Regions from separate parts of the Homo sapiens genome. Here regions 2 and 3 are each linked to region 1. A link is an interaction called in ENCODE POLR2A ChIA-PET data of the cell type or tissue named here. Cell type or tissue: A673. All regions are shown on one strand. Region 1 overlaps DDX46 (DEAD-box helicase 46). Region 2 overlaps PITX1-AS1 (PITX1 antisense RNA 1). Region 3 overlaps SAR1B (secretion associated Ras related GTPase 1B).

Region 1 (8,000 bases):
GGACTACAGGCGCCCACCACCATGCCCGGCTAATTTTTTTTTTTGTATTTTTAGTAGAGACAGGATTTCACCATGTTAGCCAGGATGGTCTCGATCTCCTGACCTTGTGATCCGCCCGCCTCGGCCTCCCAAAGTGCTGGGATTACAGGCGTGAGCCACTGCGCCCGGCCAATTTTTGTATTTTTAGTAGGGATGAGGTTTCACCATGTTGGTCAGGCTGTTGTCAAACTCCTGACCTCAGGTGATCCACCTGCCTCTGCCTCCCAAAGTGTTGGGATTACAGGCATGAGCCACTGTGCCCCACCGTGTTAAAGCAATATTTTCTTGTGTGCCATTTTGATTTGCTCTTGTTTCTGGGTTTTTTGTTTTTTTTTTTTTTTGAGAGGGAGTCTAGCTCTGTCACCAGGCTGGAATGCAGCGGCGCAATTTCGGCTCACTGCAACGGCGCAATTTTGGCTCACTGCAACCTCTGCCTCCCAGGCTTAAGCGGTTCTATTGCCTCAGCCTCCCGAGTAGCTGGGACTACAGGCAAGCACCACCATGCCCAGCTACTTTTTGTATTTTTAGTAGACATGGGGTTTCACCATGTTGGCCAGGATGGTCTCAATCTCCTGACCTCATGATCTGCCTGCCTTGGCCTCCCAAAGTGCTGGGATTACAGGCAGGAGCCACCACGCCCGGCCTACTTCTTTCTTTTGCTATATGTATTTTTAGGTTTTTTTTTGTTTTTTTTTTTTTTGAGATGGAGTCTCACTCTGTTGCCCAGGCTGGAGTGCAATGGTGCTGTCTCGTCTCACTGCAACCTCCACCTCCCAGGTTCAAGGAGTTCTCCCTTGGCCTCCCTAGTAGCTGGGATTACAGATGCATGCCTGGCTAATTTTATTTTTAGTAGAGATGGAGTTTCACCACGTTGGCCAGGCTGTTCTTGAACTCCTGACCTCAGGTGAACTGCCTACCTCAGCCTCCCAAAGTGCAGGGATTACAGGCCTGGGCCACCGTGCCCAGCCAGGTATTTTCTTAGCGGTTACTCAGTGGATTGCAATTAATATCTTAATTCATAACAACGTAGTTCAATTAATGCCAACTTAGTTTTAATACTATACAAAAATTTTGCTCCTATACAGTCCCATCTATTTTTTTGTTGTTATTGACACAAAATTCCTGTATATGTTTTTCTAAGAGACAGGGTCTTGATCTGTCACTCAGGCTGGAGTGCAAAGGTGAGATTATAGTTTACTGTAGCTTCAAACTCCAGGGTTCAAGTGATCCTCTATCCTTAGCCTCCTGAACAGCTAGGACCACAGGCCTGTGCCACCATGCCTGGCTAATGAAAAAAATTTTTTTTTCTAGAGACAGGGTCTTGCTATGTTACAGTCTAGGCTTGTCTTGAACTCCTGGCTTCTCTTGTACTCCCACATCGGCCTCCCAAACCTACTCATCTTTTTTTGAGACAGAGTCTTGTTCTGTCACCTGTCCTGGAGTGCAATGACCCAGTCACAGCTCAAGCAAGCCTCCCACCTCAGCCCCCCATTTAGCTGGGACCACAGGTGTATGCCACTATGTCCAGCTAAATTTTTGTATTTTTTGTAGAGATGGGTTTTCACTATGTTGCCCAGACTGTTCTTGAACTCCTGGGCTCAAGTGATCCTCCTGCCTCAGCCTCCCAAAGTGATGGGATTACAAACGTGAGCCACCATGCTGGGCCCAGACCTGTACATCTTCATACATTCTGTATTCTTCAACATAGATTCATAATTATTTTATGTAATTTTTAAATCATACAGGAAATAAAGAGAAGCTACAAACTAAAAATAATACTGACTTTTATATTTACGTATGTAGCTATGAGTATTCTTTGTTTCCTCATTCAAGTAATCTAGGGTTCTTTCACTTCAGTCTGGAGGATTTCCTTTTGTATTTCTTGTAGGGCAGGTATACTAGCAACTAACTCAGGTTTTGTTTATCTGAGAATTTCTTAATTTCATCTTTTTTTTTTTTTTTTTTTTTTGACATGGAGTCTCGCTCTGTCGCCAGGCTGGAGTGCAATGGTGCAATCTTGGCTCACTAAAACCTCTGCCTCCTGGCAGCCTCCCAAGTAGCTGGGATTATAGGAACATGCCACCATACCCAGCTAATTTTTGTATTTTTAGTAGAGATGGGGTTTCACCATTGTTGGCCAGGATGGTCTCGATCTCCTGACCTCGTGATCCTCCTGCCTTGGCCTCCCAAAGTGTTGGGATTACAGGCGAGAGCCACCACGCCCGGCAAATACAGCTGTTATGTTTTCCGTGTTTTTCCCACTCTACCATTGAGTCATGGTAAGTTTCATACATATTTTTAAATGGCATACAAAGGATGTGTGGCCAGAACTAGGCAAACTACACTTTTTTCTTCATGTTTGTGACTATGAGAAACTGACTTAGATCTATTTGAAGTCAGGTTTAAAAATGGCATGCTTTTGTGTATCCTGAAATACTTTTGGTCTGCCAATGACCCAGTATGTTTCTAACTCAGGTGACACTGTTTCTTATTACATAGTGAAATGGGGATTGCTGACCCCTGGGTCTTCAAGCAGAGAAAACTTAAGCTGATGTGTTTCTGTAGTTGGAACTGGACAGGTCTTTGCTACTGTGTTAATTAGATCATACAGGCTGAAGACAATGATAGAGGAATGTGGCAATAAAACCTTTGGTGTACATGGAGTCAGGATTTTATTTTCTGCTTGAATACATGGGTATCATTTAAGCAAAATTAATATTTTAACTGCTTGCCTTATAAAGAGGTAAGTGAGAGACATGATTATTTGCTTTGAAAAAGAATTCTTTTCGTAATTCATTTATTAATTTAAATGCAGTGTTTGCTTAGTATGGTATAATTGATATATCAAATTTCAATTTATGTATAACTTTATCAGAACACATCTCTACTACCAAGTGATGTGAAGTGAGATATTCACTGATTCCACAGCTCCGATGTAGTTTTCCTTTCATCCAGAATGGTTCTGGTCATTTGTCTCCACTGTCAATTTACACTCAGGAAATAACGTCTAATTTTTATAATAATCTAAGCAAGTCTCCTCAGTAAAAAAGCAACTTTGTTGAAGCAAATCTTAAGAATAATCTAGAAATATAATGATAATGGCCGGGCGCGGTGGCTCACGCCTGTAATCCCAGCACTTTGGGAGGCCGAAGCGGGCGGATCACAAGGTCAAGAGTTTGAGACCAGCCTGGCCAACATAGTGAAACCCCGTCTCTACTAAATACAAAAATTAGCTGGGCATGGTGGCGGGAGCCTGTATCCCAGCTACTCGAGAGGCTGAGTACCTTGGAAACAGAAGGTAGAGGTTGCAGTGAGCTGAGATGGCGCCACTGCACTCCAGCCTGGGCAAAAACAGCGAAACTCTGTCTCAAAAAAAAGAAAAGAAAAGAAAAAGAAATATAATGATATTGAATAAGAGCTAGGGTTTGGTAATTTAAGTGATCTAAATCTTTTAGAATTTTCAGAGGTAATTAGATTTTTTAAAGGATCATTTAGTTTTTGAAACTCCGAACTCAACTAAACACTAACAGGATGAAAACAGGTGTTGCTACTGTGGAATGAGCCTAGTGTCATCTGTTTCTAGTTCTGTAATTGGAGGGACCCCACTGCCTGGCTGGCTCCTTGGAGGCTCTGTTTGGCTCAGCAGCTCCAGGCCTCCCACCAGGCAAAGGGAAGGAGAACAGGAAGGACTTACATGCCTAGTCAGCCTGTATAATTTATATAGCCTGTTCTGTGACCCTCTCTTTTTACTAGTGGAGAATCCCTTAAAAGCAGCCACAGTTGTTTTAGGACCAATGAAAGGAAATGCCCTTTTTTTCATAGCTGCTTATAAACATATGTAACCTATTACAAGAAGTTACATAAGTCAGAATTTAAACTGGTCCAAATTGTCGGGCTCTGATAAAAGTAGGAAAATTGATTTTCCAGTTAAATCTAGGTGAGAGTGTCATTTTCCTTCTTTTTAAAGTTGCACAAAAATATCAACAAGCTTCACACCAACTCATACCAAGCAACGTGTTTTCCTCCTAAATTTCATTTTTGTTGTAATTTTCAGTTTGACTTCGGTCTTGATTCTTCTTTTTCTCTTCCCTTCCAGCACTCACCTTCCCCACGTAGTTTTATAGTGTTGTGATTGGTGGCTAGTGGAGGTATAGGATTTAAATTAGATATGTTGCTATGACTTCATAGCCATACCCTTGGCCTTTTCCTTCCTGTTGTGCAACTGTTTCTGTCTCTCTTTCTAGCTCCGTCTCTGTCTCTCTCTGGGGACAGAAAAGTTACTCATTTCTAATATGGGGGGAAATTTTCTCGTTTATTATAAATCTTTCCCTCATTTGTGTTTTTTAAAAATACACGGAATGATAAAAATATAGCTCTCTACGTTGCAAACCCAGTCCTCCTTTTATTCTTAGACATTTCAATCTTTAGTCTTCTTTGATTCAGCTCTTTTTCTCTTCTCAGTGTGCAATATGGTGTCTATCTGTACTTACCTACTCACTGGCATTGTCCATTGGCTCCAGATTCTACCCAGCCTACCCTTGATGGCTCTCTAATCTCTGCCACTTCTAAACTTCTGGTTCATATTTCCATTGGCCTCATCTGTATTTCCAATTGGATGTCTGATGAGCACCTCAACTACAGCAATTTTAGAATTAAATTTCACCCATTATCACTGTCCAGAAAACACCTGTTTACCTCCTGGAATCAGTATATTCTTTTACTTCTGCCTTTTTTCACTTGCCAGCCAGCTCTTAATATCTTAATTTGTTTCTCTTTTTCACTGTTCATATCCCATCAGAAAAAATATCTTGTCCATTCTACCTCAAAAGTGTGCTCTTGTGATGGTATAAATACAATATTGTGAGAGCACTAAGGAAAAAAACACTTAACTGTGCCTTTCAGAGTCAGGAAAACTTCCTAAAAGTGGTATTTAAAAGTGAAGTTTGTGAACTACTTCCTTTTCATCCTGTTTTGATATCTTTACAAGTTTGTTTTTCTAGTCTGTAAGCTTTTAAAGAGCATGAATTTGTTATTTATATGTTAAATGTCTCACAGTATGTGAGAGGTGAGTGCTTAATGTTTATGAAATTGATAACTGTGAATGAATGTCTGCAGCCTACCTCATCTAGTCAGCTATCTTGCGGTGTTCTTTCATACTCCTTTTCCAACCACGCTACGCTTCTCTTATTCTTCAATAATTAAGCATGCTTGTCTTAACTCTGTACCATTACGCATGTAATTAATTTCCTTTGCAAAATACTCTTATGGTATCTTTCCTCCCTCCAATTGGCTAGTCCTCCTTTCATTTTAAAGATTTTGTTCAGACGAGACCCTTCTGAAACATTTGTAGACTTCAGTGAACATCATAAATGTCTAATAAATACTTACTAAATGAATAAACCAAGGAAGTTATATTTCCCTTTAGCCTTCTCTTACTATCTCCTGGACAAATCACTAATAGTCTTTTTATTCCACTCTTTTTAATCACCATACTAGGAACTCTTAACACATAATATGACCTCAGTGGTTACATTTGAAACTCTGAAAGTAATCAAAATAATAAGCAGCCATTATATAATGTGGGTAATGTTCCACCAGGCATTAAATGGCTATCTTGGCAGGCAGTACAGTGTTTCTGAAAGTCACCTACAGTGTTTCTTCCTGGACCTCCGTGATATGGGTAAACACAGTGTAAGTTTAGTAATTTGAATAATATGCTTTCCACTCAATCACTAGGTGCCAATGAACTGGCTGTGCAGAAAGCAAAGGCAGAAATCACCAGGCTCATAAAAGAAGAGCTGATCCGGCTGGTGAGTGAAAACCTTAAAGTTTCGTTTGTTTTGTTTTAATAAGTGTTTTATTGAAATATAAATACAGAGAAGTACTCAAATCATAAACATATAGTTTGATGAATTTTCACAAAGTAATAAGCATACCAGTGTAGTCACTACCCAGATCAAGAAATAAAAAACATTACTAATATCCCAGAAGTCTTCTCTGTGTCTATTCTTGTCACTATTCATCTCCCCCCAACAAAACCATACCTTGAATTTTTTTTCTTTTCTTTTCTTTTTTTTTTTTGGAGACTGAGTCTTGCATTGTCACCCAGGCTGGAGTGCAGTGGCACGATCTCGGCTCACTGCAACCTCCGCCTCCTGCGTTCAAGTGATTCTCCTGCCTCAGCCTCCTGAGTAGCTGGGATTACAGGCGCACACCACCGCATCTGGCTAATTTTTGTATTTTTAGTAGAGATGGTGTTTCACTGTGTTGGCAAGGCTGGTCTCGAACTCCTGACCTCATGATTCACCTGCCTTGGCCTCCCAAAGTGCTGGGATTACAGGCGTGAGCCGTGGCGCCCGGCCCTATATTGTGAATTTTAAAATCATAGATTAGTTTTTCCTGTTTTTGAACTCCACATAAGTGTAATCATGCGTTTGCACCTTTTGCATCTAGTTTCCTTCACTCAACATTTTGAGGAGATCGGTCCATGTTATTGCATGTAGCAATAATTCATTTTCATGGCCATATAATATTTATATGATTATACAACAATTAATTTATATTTATATATTGGATTTGGGGGCTATTCTTATTTTTGGTTTTTATGAACAACACTTCTGTGAACATTATTCCATGTGCGTTTGGTATATATTAGCATGATTTTTTCCTTGGGTATATACCTCGGAGTAGAATTGTTAATTATAGGCTAGGTATTGCTAAATAGTTTTCCAAAGAGGTTACATCAATTCACACTCAATCCAGAAGTGTAGAAAATTCCAGTTGTTCTACATATTTGCCAACACATGGTGTTGTCAGTGTCTTTAAACTTAAACAATGACTTAATTTGATTTTGGAAAAAGCCCTTTACAGACTGCCTTTCCCGAGGAGGTAGACATGTCCTTGTGTCTTTAGTGCCAGTTGCAGCTTATAAACACTCCCTACAGTGTGTACATTTCCTTTGAAAGGAAACGTTGTCTTTTATCTAAGTGTAATTCTGAGAGCTTTTCTAAAATTCCCCTCACAGAGCATTCCTTTTTTTGTTGGGGGGTGGGGGTGGTTAGAAGTTTAATGAAAAGTGGGTTCACAAAACAAGAGGGAAAAAGTAAAACAGCTGTTAAATCATGTGCTTAATACTATTTCACCAAGGAGTGGTCGAAAAGAATCTTGTGCCCATAGATGCTACCACCATTAGGTTGATTCAAAACATAGTTGTTAAGGAATAGTTGAGTGAACAGAGAATTCATTAGTTATTGAATAGTTTTTCCTTTCTCAATGCAGTAATAGTAACATTTAAAATTTTAAATAACCAATAGTTTTATAAGTTGGCAAAGGAAATGATCTTAAATATTTCCTTTTGGGTTTGTTTGGTTGGTTGGTTGGTTCGTTTTTTTTTTTTGTTTTTTTTGTTTTGCTTTCTCTGATGACATATCTTTTATTTCCTATTACAGCAAAATTCATACCAACCAACAAATAAAGGAAGATACAAAGTCTTATAGACATCCGGAAAAAAGATTTTTACCTGTGCTGGTCTATGATGTATGTGGCAGTTGCTGTCTGCAGTTTACAATGTATTGTAAATGAAGATTTTTTAAATTCTATCTTGCTGATTTTTTTTAAATATAAGAAACTGGTACTTGGTAAAGAAATCTGTCCGTAAGTACCCCCACAATCAGTCAAACTATATTTAAAGCCAGCCTGTTTTCAGAGTATGATGTCCTTTAATGTAAACTCAAATATCAATATTTTAAATGTCCGGATAATATTCTAGAGGTTTAAAAAATGGAAATATTTGAACTTTCTATTGAAGACAATAAAGTACACAAGTCGTTAAGGGGCTATTCACTTTATCCTGTACTTTCAATGAAATTGTGATCATTTCCTAAGAAAAGGTAAAATTCACTATCATATTTTGTGTCCCCACCTTGATGTTACATGACTCTGGAACAATATGAACTGGATTT
Region 2 (8,000 bases), 370 kb after region 1:
GGTTCCTAGGTATCCACCACAAACAGGCTTGAATCTACCCACACAAACAACCCTATCAGGAAGTCTCCAGCAAAGTGGGGCTCTTGGTGGCTGTTTTGGGTTTTGGGTAGAAGGTAGTATAGCAGCTATATTTCTAAACCATGGGGGCAAAACTAGATATCTATGTCCTGAGGGGACTGAGTTTTGTGAATGGATTTGGCCTGTGAGGATGTCACATGGGGCTCAGTAGCACTGAGGGGAGAGGCTGTGTGTGGTGATACTCTCATTCCTGTCTTGGGGAAGGGGGCCTGGAGCCATGACTTTCCCCTAGGCCTTTTCAGAAGGGGCTGGGAATCACAGTAGATGTTTGTCAATGGAGGAGCCTTGGCCCCATTTCAGACGCAATGTTTTCTCGTTCTGTGGTGGTTTTATACACAAAGGCTGTGTCCTGCTTGGCCACGCCTGCCTGCAGCATGTGCAAGCATGATACTTGGCGTCTGGGTGCAGCAGGGCATCCGTGCTCCATGCTGCGCGTCCAGCATGGCTGGACTGCCCTTGCACCCTCATTTTACCAGCACAGGTCAAGCAGTTCCCATGGGGCCTTCAGCTGGTAGCAGCAGGACCCATGGGTATCTAACCCAGACACCTTCTCTCTCCCCTATAGAGGGAGTTGGCTGTCAAAGCCCAAGGATGTCTGTTTTTAGGTGATTGTCTCCTGGCTTATCTGAGGCCAAAATGTTCTTACCTCCTGGTCTCTGAGATCATAGAAAGAGACTCTGGTATTTGGCCAAATGGCTGCTCAGAACCTAGTCCTGAAAAGTTATTTTCTTAGTCAAGGGGCTCATGCAAGCCCTGGACTAGGGGTGATTTAGTTGTGTTTTTTCAGCTCACCTCATAATTTAATGTAGAAAAAATTATTTGGCATGTTTTCTCCTGGGTGCCGACTGCCTTTAGAGCCAGCCGTTCTGTACGGAGAAATGCCCCGTAGTCAGAAATCTTCTTGTTATGCCAGGTCTGCGCATTCAGGGACTGCGAGTGGCTCACTGAAATCTCTGAGGCTGGCCAGCCAAGGAGGGAGAGGAATCCTACCTACCCTGGACTTACATTTTTATGGAGAAGAAGGAATGTTAGGAAAGTCAGTAAACTTTTAGTCCCTCCTGGCCCCATGAACATGAATAGAAGAAGAAGAAAAACCCTAGCCGACTGGTTATTTACCCCGAGCACAAAAGCAGCCCCCCTCCCATCATCTCCCTTTTATTTCCAGCCACTCTGACAGAAATGCATTACTGGCTGAATACACCTTCCCACAATGCCATCCATCACACAGGTATTGGGGGACCAAAGGTAAGATGAACTTTAAACACACCTGGCACAGCTGGCTCCCACCTTTGTGCTTGGAGTGGCTGCCAGCCAGCTGGCTGCCCTGTCCCCCTTCTCAGGCTCTCCAGAGGAATCCCAGCAGACTGACTTCTTTTTGTGGCCACATATTATTCTAAAATCAGGCTATGCAACTGCCTTGGGAGAGTCTGGGCAACCTCTCTTGTAAGTAGCCCTCTCAGCCCCGTAGGGCTCCAAAGAGCTTAAAGCTGCTCAGTCATGAGAATTTTCCATGGGAGGAAAGACTCTCTGGGGTCCTCCACTCTCTCACCTTCAGAAGCAAATAGAACAGGTCTTCCAAGGCCCCCGAGTGATTCCGCCCGGCGTGTTGCTGATGCTGTCCCTCTAGTACTTGTGGATTCTTTGGAAGAGAAGGTGGGTGATTGAGCTGTGGACCGCTTCTCCAGTTTTATGCATCTGGAACTGAGAGACTTTCACAGAATTGTAGCAAATAAAGAGAGAAAGTACTTTATTAGCAGTTATTCTTTACATCACTAAACTCCTGTCTCTCACCCCAGGCAGCTTTAAGATGCAGCTCAGCTCTCAACCTTGCCTATGACTGGGTAGGAAATTACCCTGTCTGGAGGGAGAATGACTCCTGAGTCATTCTCAGTCTTCCTCCCCAGCTGCTGCGAGTTCATTTGTTTTAACTTTCCCTCTCCCAAGATAACATATTCCGGGGGCCAGTGAAAAGAAAATGTGGTGTTGGAAGGTCTTTTAAGTGGGAACATTCTTGGTTGTGAGGCTGAGCTGTTCAGGAAGACCTTGATGCTTTCCTGGTTCACAAAGCCGAGAGGTGATGAGGCTATAGTGGCACTTTGGATTTGGGGGTGATAAGACTGTTTTTTGTAAAACACTGGAATTCTCTGTGATTATCAGTTGGGGAATTCATCATGGTATTTATCTGGAGAGGAAAGAAGGCAAAATGGACTTCACAACAGTCAACTGGGTCACTCGTTGTCAAGCAATCACTTAGCATGTGCTCTGACCATTGAGTGTCATTGCTATTAGCCACTTAATCCCCACAAGAGGCCATGCTCTAGGTCACCCTCATTTTAGAGATAAAGTTCAGCCCTGCTTTTCTTCTCTACCTGATCTCAGCATAGACAGCTGAGCATTGCTTTGACTCCAGCAAGCAGAACACCACTCTCAGAGCCCTTGTTATTAGCTTGAATTGAAATTGCATCTTGACCTCAAATGAGATTCAAGAGCATAGGAACAAATACTTTTAGAAGAACTAAAGGAGATGATAAAACTGTCATCGCATATGTCAGGCCTTTCTCCCTGGATTTCCATGTCCCTGTTTCTCTCTCCCTCTCCTCTGGATGTCCTACTGGAATCTTGTAGTATTCACCTGGCTATGAGGGAGAACATTGTGAAATTCCAGAATTGCCACAGCAACTTTGGTAATGTGGACTCCTTACTTGGTCTGTCCTGTCTTCTGCCATTGCAATCTGATGGAGCTGTGGGCGTCCTGATGCCAGATATAATCCAACCAAATAAATCTCTAAGAACATAAAATAAAAGCTATCTCACAGTTTCCTTTTGTTTCCTGCACAAAAGCTATTCTCAGTATATGAATGGTGTCAGATGCAATAATCCAGAATAAATCTCCAAGAAGAAAAAAATGCATTTCAAAGTGAATGATCACTCATTTCCCATCCTCCCCACCATTTTTATATTGGGTGAGTCACTGGGGTGGCTGCCGACAGCTCCTGTGGGCCGGCCAGAATTGGGAGGAAGATTACAGGGGCTTGCTAAGGCCTGGGGTTGCTGCCAGATCTACACAGGTCATTGAGCTCCAGCTGGGGAGAGTTTTGGGTTTTGGCCCTCTGGGCCATGTCCATCCTGGCAGAGGGTCAGAAGAAGACCACACCCCTGGATTCTAGGCTTCCATAATGGCCTTGTCTTCTCCAGGGGATCCTACAGGTATGTTCTTGCCAAGTATATCCACTGTAGAAGGCTGGAAACACTTAAGTCATATATGCTCTTTGGGCAGATTAAACTTGATGATTCTGGGGCTGCCCTCTTCAGGGCCCGGCTGGTTGCCCTTCTTGGAACGCCTGCATATTCACTGGGGAAGGGCAGTGTGACATAGCTGTGGGGGAAGAATATGCTGGGGCATTTGCCAAGTCTAGATTTCAAAAGGCCCTTTCAGAATTGGAAGACTTTTGCCTTGAATGGTTAGTCTTAACTCTATTATTTACCCTAGTCTACTGTCTACATTCCAAATTTTTCCTTTCAGCATAAGATCCGGGCAATGATCACATATTGTTTCTTTTTTTTTTTTTTTTCAACTTTTAGATTCAGAGGGTGCATGTATAGGTTTGTTACTTGGGCATATTGCGTGATGCTGAGGTTTGGAGAACGAATGATCCCATCACCCAGCATAGTACCACATAGTTAGTTTCTGTTTTGTTTTGTTTGAGACAGTCTTGCTCTGCTGCCCAGGCTGGAGTGCAGTGGTGCGATCTTGGCTCACTGCAACCTCCATCTCCCAGGTTCAAGCGATTCTCCTGCCTCAGCCTCCTGAGTAGCTGGGATTACAGGCATGCGCCACCGTGCCTGGCTAATTTTGGTATTTTTAGAAGAGATGGGGTTTCACCATGTTGGTCAGGCTGGTCTCGAATTCCTGACCTTGTGATCCGCCTGCCTCGGCCTCCCAGAGTGCTGGGATTACAGGCATGAGCCACCGCGCCTGGCCTTTAGTTTTTTAATCCTTGCCTCCTGCCCCATCAGTGCCCAGTGTCTATTGTTGCCATCTTTATGTCCATGAATACCCAATGTTTAGCTCCCTCTTATAAGTGAGAACATGTGGTATTTGGTTTTCTGTCGCTGTGTAAGTTTGCTTAAGAGAATGGCCTCCAGCTGCATTCATGTTGCTGCAAAGGACATGATTTCATTCTTTTTTATGACTGCATAGTATTTCATGGTGTATATGTACCATGTTTTCTTTAGTCTACCATTGATGGGCATGTAGGTTGATTCCATGTCTTTGTTATTGTGAATAGTGCTGTGATGAACCTATGAGTGCATGTGTCTTTTTAGTAGAACAATTTGTTTTCTTTTGGATATACACCCAGTAACGGGATTGCTGGATGGAATGGTAGCTCTGTTTTAAGTTCTTTGAGAAATCACCAAACTACTTTCCACAGTGGCTGAAGTAATTGACATTCTGATCAACAGTGTGTAAGTGTTCCCCTTTCTCTGCAGCAGTGCCAACATCTGTTGTTTTTTGACTTTTTAGTAATAGCCATTCTCACTGGTGTGAGATGGTACCTCATTGTGGTTTTGATTTGCATTTCTCTGATAATGATGTGGAGCATTTTTTCATGTTTGTTGGTCACCTGTATGTCTTCTTTTGAGAAATACCTGTTCACATCTTTTGCCCATTTTAAAAAATGAGATTGTCTGTTTTTTGCTTGTTCAATGTTTCAGTTCCTTGTAGATCTTAGTTCCTTGTAGATCTGTTGTCAGATACATAGTTTTTGAATATTTTCTCCCATTTTGTAGGTTGTCTGTTTACTCTGTTGATCGTTTCTTTTGCTATGAAGAAACTCTTTAGTATAATTAGGTTCCACTAGTTTAATTTTTGTTTTCATTGCAATTACTTTTGGGAACTTAGCCAAAAATTATTTGCCAAGGCCAATGGGTAGGGCCTTGCCAAAAACCTAGGGTATTTTGTAGGTTTTCTTCTAGGATTTTTATATCTGAGGTCTTACATTTAAATATTTAATCCATCTTGAGTTATTTTTGTATACATTGAAAGATAGGGATCCAGTTTTATTCTTCTGTATGTGGCTAGCCAGCTATACCAGCATCCTTCATTGAATAGGGAGTCCTTTCCGCATTGCTTATTTTTGTCAACTTTGTTGAAGATTAGATAGCTGTATGTCTGTGGCTTTAATTTTGAGTTTTCTGTTCTGTTCTGTTTGCTATGTGTTTGTTTTTATACCAAACCATGCTGTTTTGGTTACTGTAGCCTTTCAGTGTAGTTTGAAGTTGGGTAATGTGATGCCTCTGGCTTTGTTCTTTTTGCTTAGGATTGCTTTGGCTATTCACAATCTTTTGGTTCCATATGAATTTTAGAATAGTTTTATTCCAATTCTGTGAATAATGTTGGTAGTTCGATAGTAATCACATTGAATCTATAGATTGCTTTGGGCAGTATGGTCATTTTAACAATATCGATTCTTCCAATCTGAGCGTGGAATGTTTTTCCATTTGTGTCATCTATGATTTCATTTAGCAGTGTTTTGTAGTTTTCCTTGTAGAGATCTTTCACCTCCTTGGTTAGATGTATTCTTAGGTATTTTTATTTTTTGATGGCTACTGCAAATGGGATTGTGTTCTTGATTTGTTTCTCAGCTTGAATATTATTGATATATAGAAATGCTACTGATTTTTGTACATTGATTTTGTATACTGAAACTTTACTGAAGTTATCAATTCCAGGAGCCTTTTGGTGGAGTCTTTAGGGTTTTCTAGGTATAGAATCGTTGTGAAGAGTTAGTTTGACTTCTTTTCCTATTTGGATGCCTTTTATTTCTTTCTCTTGCCTGATTGCTCTTGCTGGCACTTCCAGTACTATGTGGAATAGGGGTGGTGAGAGTAGGCATCCTTGTCTTGTTCTAGTCCTCAAGGGGAATGCTTCCGGTTTTTGCCCATTCCGCATGATTTTGGCTGTGGATTGGTCATAAATGGCTGTTACTATTTTGAGGTATGTTCCTTCAATGCCTAGTTTCTTGAGGGTTTTTATCATGAAGGAATGTGGATTTTATGGAAAGCTTTTTCCATGTCTGTTAAGATGATCATATGGTTTTTGTTTTTAATTCTGTTTATGTGGTGAATCACATTGACTGATTTGCATATGTTGAACCAACCTTGCATCTCAGGAGTGAAGCCTGTTTGATCATGGTGAATTAACTTTTTGATGTGCTGTGGAATTTGGTTTGCCAGTACTTTGTTGAGAACATATTGCGTTTATGGTCACACATTGTCAGGTCTCTTTAACCTTTCATCTGGAGTGGTTATTCAGCCTATGTCTTTTATGACATTGATGTTTTCTTGAAGACCAGGTCAGGATGTAGAATATTCCAATTCAGTTTAGGTTTGTCAGATGACTGTCTGCTTCTCATTGGTGATGTTAACTTTGATTTCCTGGCCAAAATCTTGTCTGGTTACTGCACTGTATAGTTACCATTTTCCCTTATAACTAATAATCGATCTGTGGGAAGACACTTTGAAGTGCAAATATTCTGCTTCTCCTCAAAATCTACACCCCACCCCTCCTGCTGAATTTAGTGTCTGTTGATGAGTCCTGCCTCAGCCAGTCTTTACTGCATGGTCAGAACATGGTGATTTTCCAGTGCTGCTACTTTCTGCATATTTCCCGCTTAGCGTTCTTCTCTGATTTTGAGTTTTCCCGCTTTCCCTCTCTCCTTTCTTCTTTTCTCCTCCTCTTCTGCTGCTGCTGCTGCTTTATCACTATAGCCTCATTGATTCCTGTTTTATTTAATGGGCTCAAATATATTATTGTCATTATTTGTTTTGTGCTCAAATTGTCCTAGGTTTAGCCAGTGAGATCTCCTTCAGGCTTGTCTCCTGTCTGCTTTTCATGTGCCACCATCATTACTTTCAATACTTCTTTATTTTCTGGCATAAACAAGATGTTCCAGGCTTACCTTTTACCTTCCCTGACCTAGTCCTGGCATCAGCTGTTTTGCTAAGGAACTCTGGTTCCTTTAAGTGGGGAATGGTATTTAAAAACCAAGATCTAGGCACTGACTATGCCTAACACTACTGGAGTGTCATTGTCTCCAGGCTCCTTCAAATCTAGGATAGATATGTACACACATACACATATATCCCCTATCCATCCCAGCTGTGAAATATACAAGTATGTATGCATACACATACACATTCAGAGTTACACATACATATTTGAAAATGTATGTGTGTCTGTGTCTCTTTGTGTATGTATATATGTGTCATGAGTGTCCCTACTCCCATATTTGGATCTCCCCTATGTTTAGAACTCTGACTTCCAGCATTATTTCACATTTACTCAGTCTCAATCCTATACTGTATATAGAAGATTGTTTCAAAATTGGTACACCCATACTGCTGTGAGAAACAAGTCTAAGTGAAAGAGTTCACAATTAGTTTGCAGTTCTTTTTCTTCTATGCTGAGGACATATAGTCAATATACTTTGTTCAACAATTACTAGGATTAGTGCTTTCCCACATCAGTGTGGTTCTGAATTTGGGTTCATCAGCAGTTTTCTTAGGATTTATTTGCAATACAGTTTGGCTCGTTTGCTTTCAATTTGGTTTTTGTTCCCCTCATCCTTGTTTTTTGATTCTGTAGTTTATGAATATGCTTCCAAAATTAAATGTTATACAAAAAAAATACCGAGAAAAGTGTCACTTCTGTATCCCTTTCACTCTATCTCCTCCGCCATTCCCCAGAAGGTAAACAATTTTATATTTTTCTGATTTTTCCTTCCTATGTTTTTTTTTGGCAAAAATAAACAAATGCATGTATGTTTCCTAGTTTCCTCTTCTTTCTTACATAGTGCTAGTATATATTATGTATTCTTTTGAGCCTTGCTTTTTCCACCTGACAATATATTCTAGAAATC
Region 3 (8,000 bases), 210 kb before region 1:
AGTTTACTTGTTGGTCAAACCCAGCAGATGGTTTAAGCAAAGAGTCCAACCAGATATCAAGTGCGGTAATCCCTTAGCTGCTGGTACTTCACAATATATTCAAGTTAATCTTTTACCCAGTGGTGCCAAATTCTTCTGAGAATAACTAAGAGGGAATTTCAGGCTTTCCTTGACTGTGGGCAAGTCAAATACTTTAGTCTCTTCCAATTATCATATGTAAGGAGTAGAATATTTAAAATAAAAATAAAAATAAAAAAAAATACACGTTAAGTTCATTGGAGGACTGCTACTAGATCTAAAATATAAGCAGTAAAAAAACTACATATATGTGATTATATATACATAAAATGTGTGTATTTATATTACATATATATGCAGTGTTCATTTTTTGACATTTCTAGTTATCAGATTTTTTTTGCCAGTGATAAATTTGGAATGAGTGACAGAAGGAAATTAATATCAGGTACAAGCTTGTTAAAATAATAAGGCCGGGTGTGGTGGCTCACACTTGTAATCCCAGCACTTTGGAAGGCCAAGGCAGGTGGATTGCTTGAGCTCAGGAGTTCAAGACCAGCCTGGACAACATAGTGAAACCTCATCTCTACAAAAAAACACAAAAAATTAGCCAAGCCGGACACAGTGGCTCATGCCTGTAATCCCAGCACTTTGGGAGGCTGAGGCAGGTGGATCACCTGAGGTCAGGAGTTGGAGACCAACCTGGCCAACATAGTGAAACCCTGTGTCTCTACTAAAAATACAAAAATTAGCCAGGCTTGGAGAATCACCTGAACCCGGGAGGTGGAGGTGGCAGTGAGCCGAGATCATGCCACTGCACTCCAGCCTGGGTGACAGAGAGAGACTCCGTCTCAAAAAAAAAAAAAAAAAAAAAAAAAAATTAGAAAGTGTGGTGGTGTGTGCCTGCCCAGCTACTTGGGAGGCTGAGGTGGGAGGATGGAGCCCAGGAGGCAGAGGCTGCAGTAAGCCAAGATCATGCCACTGCACTCCAGCCTGGGAGACAGAACCAGACTCTGTTTCAAAAAAAATAATTAAAAAAAAACCAAAACAAAATTGTTTTACTCAGAAAAGAAGCTCAAATGTTAATAATTAACTGAAGTCTATGAAATCATAAGAGTAATTTTTTCCATAACATAACTTTCTTCACTGACTTGAGTTTTATGACATACCTTTTTTTTTTTTTTTTAAAGAGACAGGGTCTTGCTCTGTCATCCAGGCTAGTTCACTGCAACCTCAGACTCTTGAGCTCAAGTCATAGTCCCATCTCAGCCTCCTGAGTAGGTAGGACTATCAGTGTCTATCACTATGCCCCATTAATTGTTAAATTCTGTGTAGAGACAGGGTCTTGCTATGTTGCAAGGCTGGTCTTGAACTCCTGGCTTCAAGTGATCCTCCCAACCTCAGCCTCTCAAAGCACTGGGATTATAGGCCTGAGACCCCACACCCAGCCATTATGACATATCTTGAAACAACATAGAAATGAAGTCTCAGACAAATTCCATTAGATTCCAATTCTAATCATCGTATTCCAGAAATTATTTTGTGTATATGCCAGACAATTACATGTCTCAAATGTGCTTTCACTAGCCAGAACCATTTACAATCTTTTCAACTATATGTCGCATCAGGTTTTTAGAATGCCCACCAATTCGGTAATATTGGTTAGTTATGACTTACTATGAGGTAGATGTTGCCAAGTACTTTTGGGGATATAAAAAATGAACAGGCCAGGTGTGGTGGCTCACACCTGTAATCCCAGCACTTTGGGAAATTGAGGTAGGAGGATTGCTTGAGGCCAGGACTTCAAAATCAGCCTGGGCAAGATTGTGAGACCCCATCTCTACAAAAAAAATTTTTTTTAATTAAAACAAAACAAAAAACAGGATTTTAGTCCCCGCAAGTTTAATATAAGAGATAAGGCAGTCTTTCCAAACTTGTTGTAGACATGTACACAAATATACTAAGTGCTATGAAGTATAGCTGAGAGCACTCCAACTGAGAATGGCTTCCCAAGGGAGGTAGCAGGGCATACGCTGGGGCCTAAAGGGGTTACTCATGTGCGGATGGGGATGGCATGAACAAAAGCACAGAGGAAAACACCAAGAAGGTCTGATTTGGTTGAAGCAAAAAGAACGGGAAGGGGAATAGAGGGAAATAAAAGAAAAGTAGGCCAGATGTGGTGGCTCACACCTATAATCCCAACTTTTGGGAGACTGAGATGAGAGGATTGCTTGAGCCCAGGAGTTGGAGACAAGCCTGGGCAACATAGTGAGTGAGACCCTGTCTCTATAAGATAATTTTTAAAAGCCCAGAAAAGTAAACTGGGACCAGATCATAGAGATCCTGAATGCCAGGTTAATGAGTTTGGCCTTTATTTTGTAAGTAATGAGTTAGCCACTGAAGGTTTTTTTGTTTTGTTTTGTTTTGTTTTTGTTTTACAGAGCAGTAACATGTTCAAAACATGATTATGACAGTGAGAGGTAGATTGAAGTAGAGAGAATGGAAGTTAATTTTACTCATACACTTTACCACCAAAAGCAATTCTCATTTGAATTGGCCAGAAGTATCATGAAAATCACCCTTTGCTTTTAAAGTATTTATCGGGGAGTAATAATCCCTAAATTTTAAATCTACTCTGGCCTTGCGTGACTAGAATGAGATTTCATGCACTAGAACTAATGGCCACATTTTTGTTAAGTTAAAATAAAACAAAGTGACTGTAAGAGTAAGAGAATCTTACCTTGAACGTGGCGAAATCCCATCTCTACTAAGAATACAAAAATCAGCTGGGCGCGGTGGCACATGCCTGTAATCCCAGCTATTGGGGAGGCTGAGGCATGAGGATTGCTTGAACCCAGGAGGCAGAGGTTGCAGTGAGCTGAGATTGCACCACTGCACTCCAGCCTGGGAGACAGAGTGAGCCTGTCTAAAAAAAAAAAAAAAAAAAAAAAAAAAAAAAAAAAAAAAAGAATCTTACCTTGAACATGTCCACCCAGATCAAAAGTTGTAAACGTCATGCCAGCAATGGTCAGTTCTTCGGAAGCTAAATAAGATTTTAAAATATTTTTACATGAAAATTAGAAACCCATTAATCGTGTAAAAAGTAAAGTAGAGGTTCCTTTTCAAAGACTTTCCTCCCCATCTAATTAAGAATAAATAGTAACTTCTCTTAGAAGCAAAATTGATTCAAAGACCCGTGCTAACATTCTTAAATATCTGCCAGCCGTAATAAAGAAATCAATGTACTTTATGTTCTTAGCTCCCACAATTTAGCCTAAATATTTGCCCTGGCATACTTACACTGGTCCAAGCAAGCATTAGGTCATAGCCTGTTCCTCTTCCTTATTTGAAGGTGTTTTTACCTTTCTCAGCATTCCACAAGTTACTTCCTCCTTCCTTTGTTCTCCTCTGCCTTTGCCTCTTTTAAAAAGTTCTAAGTTGCTAGCCAATCAGGACAAATACAGAATGTGAGGTCCCATTCCAGCCAATGGAAACCGGACACAGCAGTAGGGTGGACGCATCAGATTATAAATGACCCTGTCTCCTTTGTTCGGTGTACTCTTGTGGCAAAACTGCTGGCAAGTGTACCCTTTCTGCAGAAAGTAAAAATGGCCTTGCTGAGGAAATTAAATTTATGTTCAAGTGCTATCCTTTACAGCACCAGGGAACAAGCATTTCTAACAATAGCTTATATTTACTACTTAATGTTTGATTTACTTTTATTGCAAATAAGGTCAAATCAAACATTTACAAACTGGTACAATAATACTTTTTTGTAATTAGATATACACCAATTCATACTGACAATATAACAAATAATTGTAATATTCAGTTCTAGTATTCTACTCACCACAAATCCAACATTTATTTTTCCTTCTCTATTCTTCCTGCTGAAAATGTTAATCTCTTCAGACAATTATTTGCTATGAATTCAAATAACTGCTCCAATCTAATAATTGTTCATATAATTCATCTTAAATGATACAGGTGAAATAATTTTCTCTTATGGCTGACATAAGACAGTCTTTAATTACAAAAACAATTACCATAAAAAATTGTGGCCATTATTTCCATAACTATCTTTCTTTCTCCTCCCTTCCACTTCTGGGACTTCAGTTGCAGGTTTGTTAGACTGCCTGATGTTGTCTCACCAGTCATTGAGGCTCTGTTTATTTTGCTTTCAGTCACTTTTCTCTCTGTGCTTCATTCTGGAGTTTCTGTTGCATTGAGTTAAGTTTAGTGGTCTTTCTTTCTGCAGTACTGGCACTATCTAATTTACTATTAATCCTATCCAGTGAAATTTCCATTTCAGGCTGGGCATGGTAGCTCACACCTGTAAGCCCAGACTTTGGGAGGCCAAGGTGGGAGAATCACTTGAGCCCAGGAGTTCGAGACCAGCCTGGGCAACCCAGGGAGACCCTGTCTCTATTAAAAAAAAGAAAGAAAGAAAAAAAAGAAATTTTCATTTCAAATACTGTATTTTTCATTTCTAGAAGTTTCATTTGATTCTGTGTTATATCTTCCATTTCTTTCCTCATGTTTGTGTTTTCCTTTAAATCCCTGAGCACATTCATAACGATTGTCTTATGTCTTAATCTGCTAATTCCATCATCTTTGTCACACTTGTGTCTGTTTCTACTGACTGAATCACTTTCCTGTTTCTTTGCATGTCTAGTAATTTCATATTGAGTGCTGGATTTTGTTGTAGTCTTTTGAAGAAGGTTGAATTTTGTTCTGACAGTTCACTTGCTTACAGATCAGTTTTTAACATTTGTTAGAAGGCTAAATGGGATTAAACAACAATTCCTGGCCCCATGAGAGCTCTAGTAATTATTTGGCTAACAGCATTCTTACAATTGTTCTTTGACTAGCCTTTTGGAGCTTTACCCATTGCATGCACAGATTGGTATTCAGCTATGTAAATTTCTAGAGTCCTTTCTCTCCAGAGGTCCCTCCTCTCCGGTACTCCCTCCTCTCTGTCCTAGCAAAAAAATTCTAGTCCTGTTGGCCTTTCCAAATTCTGGTCTACATCTCCTCAACTCAGCAAGACTATTGGACTATGTTTGGGTGTCCTCTCTTTGCACCATGGTCTGAAAATTACCTCTTGGCATAAAACCAAAATAGAGTTGTTTCCTTTCTCTCAGGAATCACAGTCCTGTGGTAGCTGTTGCCCAATGTCTGAAAACAGTTGTAGCATCTTTTTTTGTCCGGTTTTCTAGTTGTGTACAGTGGGAGGGTAATTCCAGAACCAGTACTCACTTATGGCCAAAAGCACAAGTGCCCCATAATGACAACATAAGTTTTAGTGTAGCTACTTTAGCCCAGAGTTTTTATCTTCTTAAGAAATTCTGGGGGCCGGGCGCGGTGGCTCACGCCTGTAATCCCAGCACTTTGGGAGGCCGAGATGGGCAGATCACGAGGTCAGGAGATCGAGACCATCCTGGCTAACGAGGTGAAACCCCGTCTCTACTAAAAATACAAAAAATTAGCTGGGTGCAGCGGCAGGTGCCTGAAATCCCAGCTACCAGGGAGGCTGAGGCAGGAGAATCGCTTGAACCCTGGCGGCAGAGGTTGCAATGAGCCGAGATTGCCCCACTGCACTCCAGCCTGGGGAACAGAGCGAGACTCCATCTCAAAAAAAAAAAAAAAAAATTACCCAGGCATGGTGGCAGGTGCCTGTAATCCCAGCTACTCAGGAGGCTGAGGCAGGAGAATCACTTGAACCCAGGAGGCGGAGGTTGCAGTGAGCCGAGATTGCGCCATTGCACTCCAGCCTGGGCAACAGAGAGAGATTCTGTCTGAAAATAAGAAGAAATTCTGGGCCGGGGGCGGTGGCTCACGCCTGTAATCCCAGCACTTTGGGAGGCTGAGGCGGGTGGGTCACGAGGTCAGGAGATCGAGACCATCCTGGCTAACACGGTGAAACCCCGTCTCTACTAAAAAAATACAAAAAATTAGCTGGGCGTGGTGGCAGGCGCCTGTAGTCCCAGCTACTCAGGAGGCTGAGGCAGGAGAATGGCATGAACGCGGGAGGCGGAGCTTGCAGTGAGCCGAGATTGCACCACTGCACTCTAGCCTGGGCGACAGAGCAAGACTCCGTCTCAAAAAATAACAATAATAAATAAAGAAATTCTGTATGTAGGCCAGGTGCAGTGGCTCATGCCTCTAATCCCAGCACTTCGGGAGGCCGAGGCGGGTGGATCACTTGAGACATCAGGAGTTCTGAGACCAGCCTGGCCAATGTGGTGAAACCCCGTCTCTACTAAAAATACAAAAATTAGCCAGGCGTGGTGGCAGATGCCTGTAATCCTAGCTACTAGGGAAGCTGAGACAGGAGAATGTGGCAGGCGGAGGTTGCAGTGAGCCGAGACTGGCCACTGCACTCCAGCCTGGGCAACAGAGCGAGACTCCATCTCGGAAAAAAAAAAAAAAAAAAAAGGGCAGGGCACACGGTGGCTCATGCCTGTAATCCCAGCACTTTGGAAGGCCGAGGGGGGCGGATCACCTGAGGTGAGGAGTTCGAGACCATCCTGGCAAACATGGTGAAATCCCGTCTCTACTAAAAATACAAAAATTAGCCGGGAGTGGTGGTAGGCTCCTGTAATCCCAGCTACTCGAGAGGCTGAGGCAAGAGAATCGCTTGAACCCGGGAGGTGGAGGTTGCAGTGAGCTGAGATCATACCATTGCACTCCAGCCTGGGGGACAAGAGCGAGACTTTGTCTCAAAAAAAAAAAAAAAAGAAAGAAAGAAATTCTATGTGTAGATTGCCAAATGAATAAAATATTTAATACAATCTATATTCAAAGTCACTGTTCATAAGGAAAAGATAATGCTTAGTTAGCAAACCACCTCTATGGTAATAATCCCCAATATACTTTCTGCTTTATAAAAGAAGTCTGAATTAGGCTATTTAAGATACAGAACACTGTTAACATCCCAGAAAGTCTCCTCTAGCCCCTTCCCAGTCAATCCCCATTTTCATCTCCGGAAGCAACCACTGATCTGAATTCTATCACCACAGGTTAGTTTTGTCTGTTCTAGAATTTCATATAAATGGTATCATACAGTAGATAACTTTTTATGACCAGCTTCTGCCATGTAGCATAATATGACTGAATGTATCAGTGGTTTATTCATCTTTCTTGCTAAGTAGCATTCCATTATTTATCAATTTCCTTTTTGATGGACATTTGAGGTGTTTCCAGTTTTTGGCTATTACAAATAAAATTAGTATAGGCTGGGTATGGTGGCTCACACTTGTAATCCCAGCACTTTGGGAGGCTGGATGGGAGGATCGCTTGAGCCCAGGAGTTCAAGACCAGCCTAAGCAACATGGTGAAACCCTATCTCTACAAATAAATTAAAAAATTAGCCAGATGTGGTAGCATGTGCCTGTAGTTCGAGCTACTTGGGAGACTGAGGTGGGAGGAACACTTGAACCTGGGAGGTTGAGGCTGCAGTGAGCCGCGATTGTGCCATTGCACTCCAGCCTGGGCCACAGAGTGAGACACTGACTCAAAAAAAAAAAATAATAATAACTCACCACCAACAAATAAAGCTAGTATAAACATTTTTGTACAAGGTTTTTGGTAAATGTATTTTCTCATTTCTCTCGGGTAAGTAACTAGGAGTAGAACTGCCAGATCATAGGATATATGTAGGTTTTCACATATGCTTTTTTTTCCTTTTCAAAAATGTTTTCTTTTCCACACCAGAATAGATCACATATGCTTTTGATTAATTAAAAAATATGAGTTGAAATGAATGTGAGCTGCAGGAAAGGTTGAGATAGCATCTGTTTTCCCCTAGTATCCAGAACAATGTCTGACATAAAGTAGGTGCTCAATAAATATTTGAATAAATGAAATAGAGCAACGTCAAAAAATTAAAAAATGACTTACACCTAATATTTAAGACCACTCTGTAGTCTCTTCCAGTTATGCTGGTTTTTGTTGGGTTTTTTTTCTGTGTTTTTTGTTTTTTT

The links. ChIA-PET counts read pairs that join two places held together with the same protein. Peaks named below come from ENCODE experiments on the same cell type or tissue, not always from the same donor. Only the 100,000 strongest peaks of a DNase experiment are listed, where the experiment ranks them.
Region 2: POLR2A ChIA-PET joins it to region 1 with 14 read pairs; 2 of 35 experiments call an interaction of 5 or more read pairs at or near these places.
Region 3: POLR2A ChIA-PET joins it to region 1 with 14 read pairs; 2 of 35 experiments call an interaction of 5 or more read pairs at or near these places.

What each region holds. Positions count from the first base shown.
Region 1 is chr5:134,821,172-134,829,171 of GRCh38, forward strand. It overlaps DDX46 (DEAD-box helicase 46), which reads left to right. Exons shown (of 23, transcript NM_001300860.2): 22 at 5,776-5,849; 23 at 7,488-8,000. The coding sequence ends at 7,535. Among named protein-coding and RNA genes, the nearest start is that of C5orf24, 21 kb to the right of the region's middle. In A673, no CTCF peak of the experiment used is centred here; DNase peaks (open chromatin) are centred at 2,080, 3,710 and 4,220; H3K4me3 peaks cover 857 bases; H3K27ac peaks cover 4,436 bases.
Region 2 is chr5:135,191,981-135,199,980 of GRCh38, forward strand. The region is part of intron 3 of PITX1-AS1 (PITX1 antisense RNA 1); the gene reads left to right. Among named protein-coding and RNA genes, the nearest start is that of LINC02900, 52 kb to the right of the region's middle. In A673, no CTCF peak of the experiment used is centred here; no DNase peak of the experiment used is centred here; H3K27me3 peaks cover 3,632 bases.
Region 3 is chr5:134,609,699-134,617,698 of GRCh38, forward strand. It overlaps SAR1B (secretion associated Ras related GTPase 1B), which reads right to left. Exons shown (of 7, transcript NM_016103.4): 4 at 2,993-3,058. Among named protein-coding and RNA genes, the nearest start is that of SAR1B, 19 kb to the right of the region's middle. In A673, no CTCF peak of the experiment used is centred here; no DNase peak of the experiment used is centred here.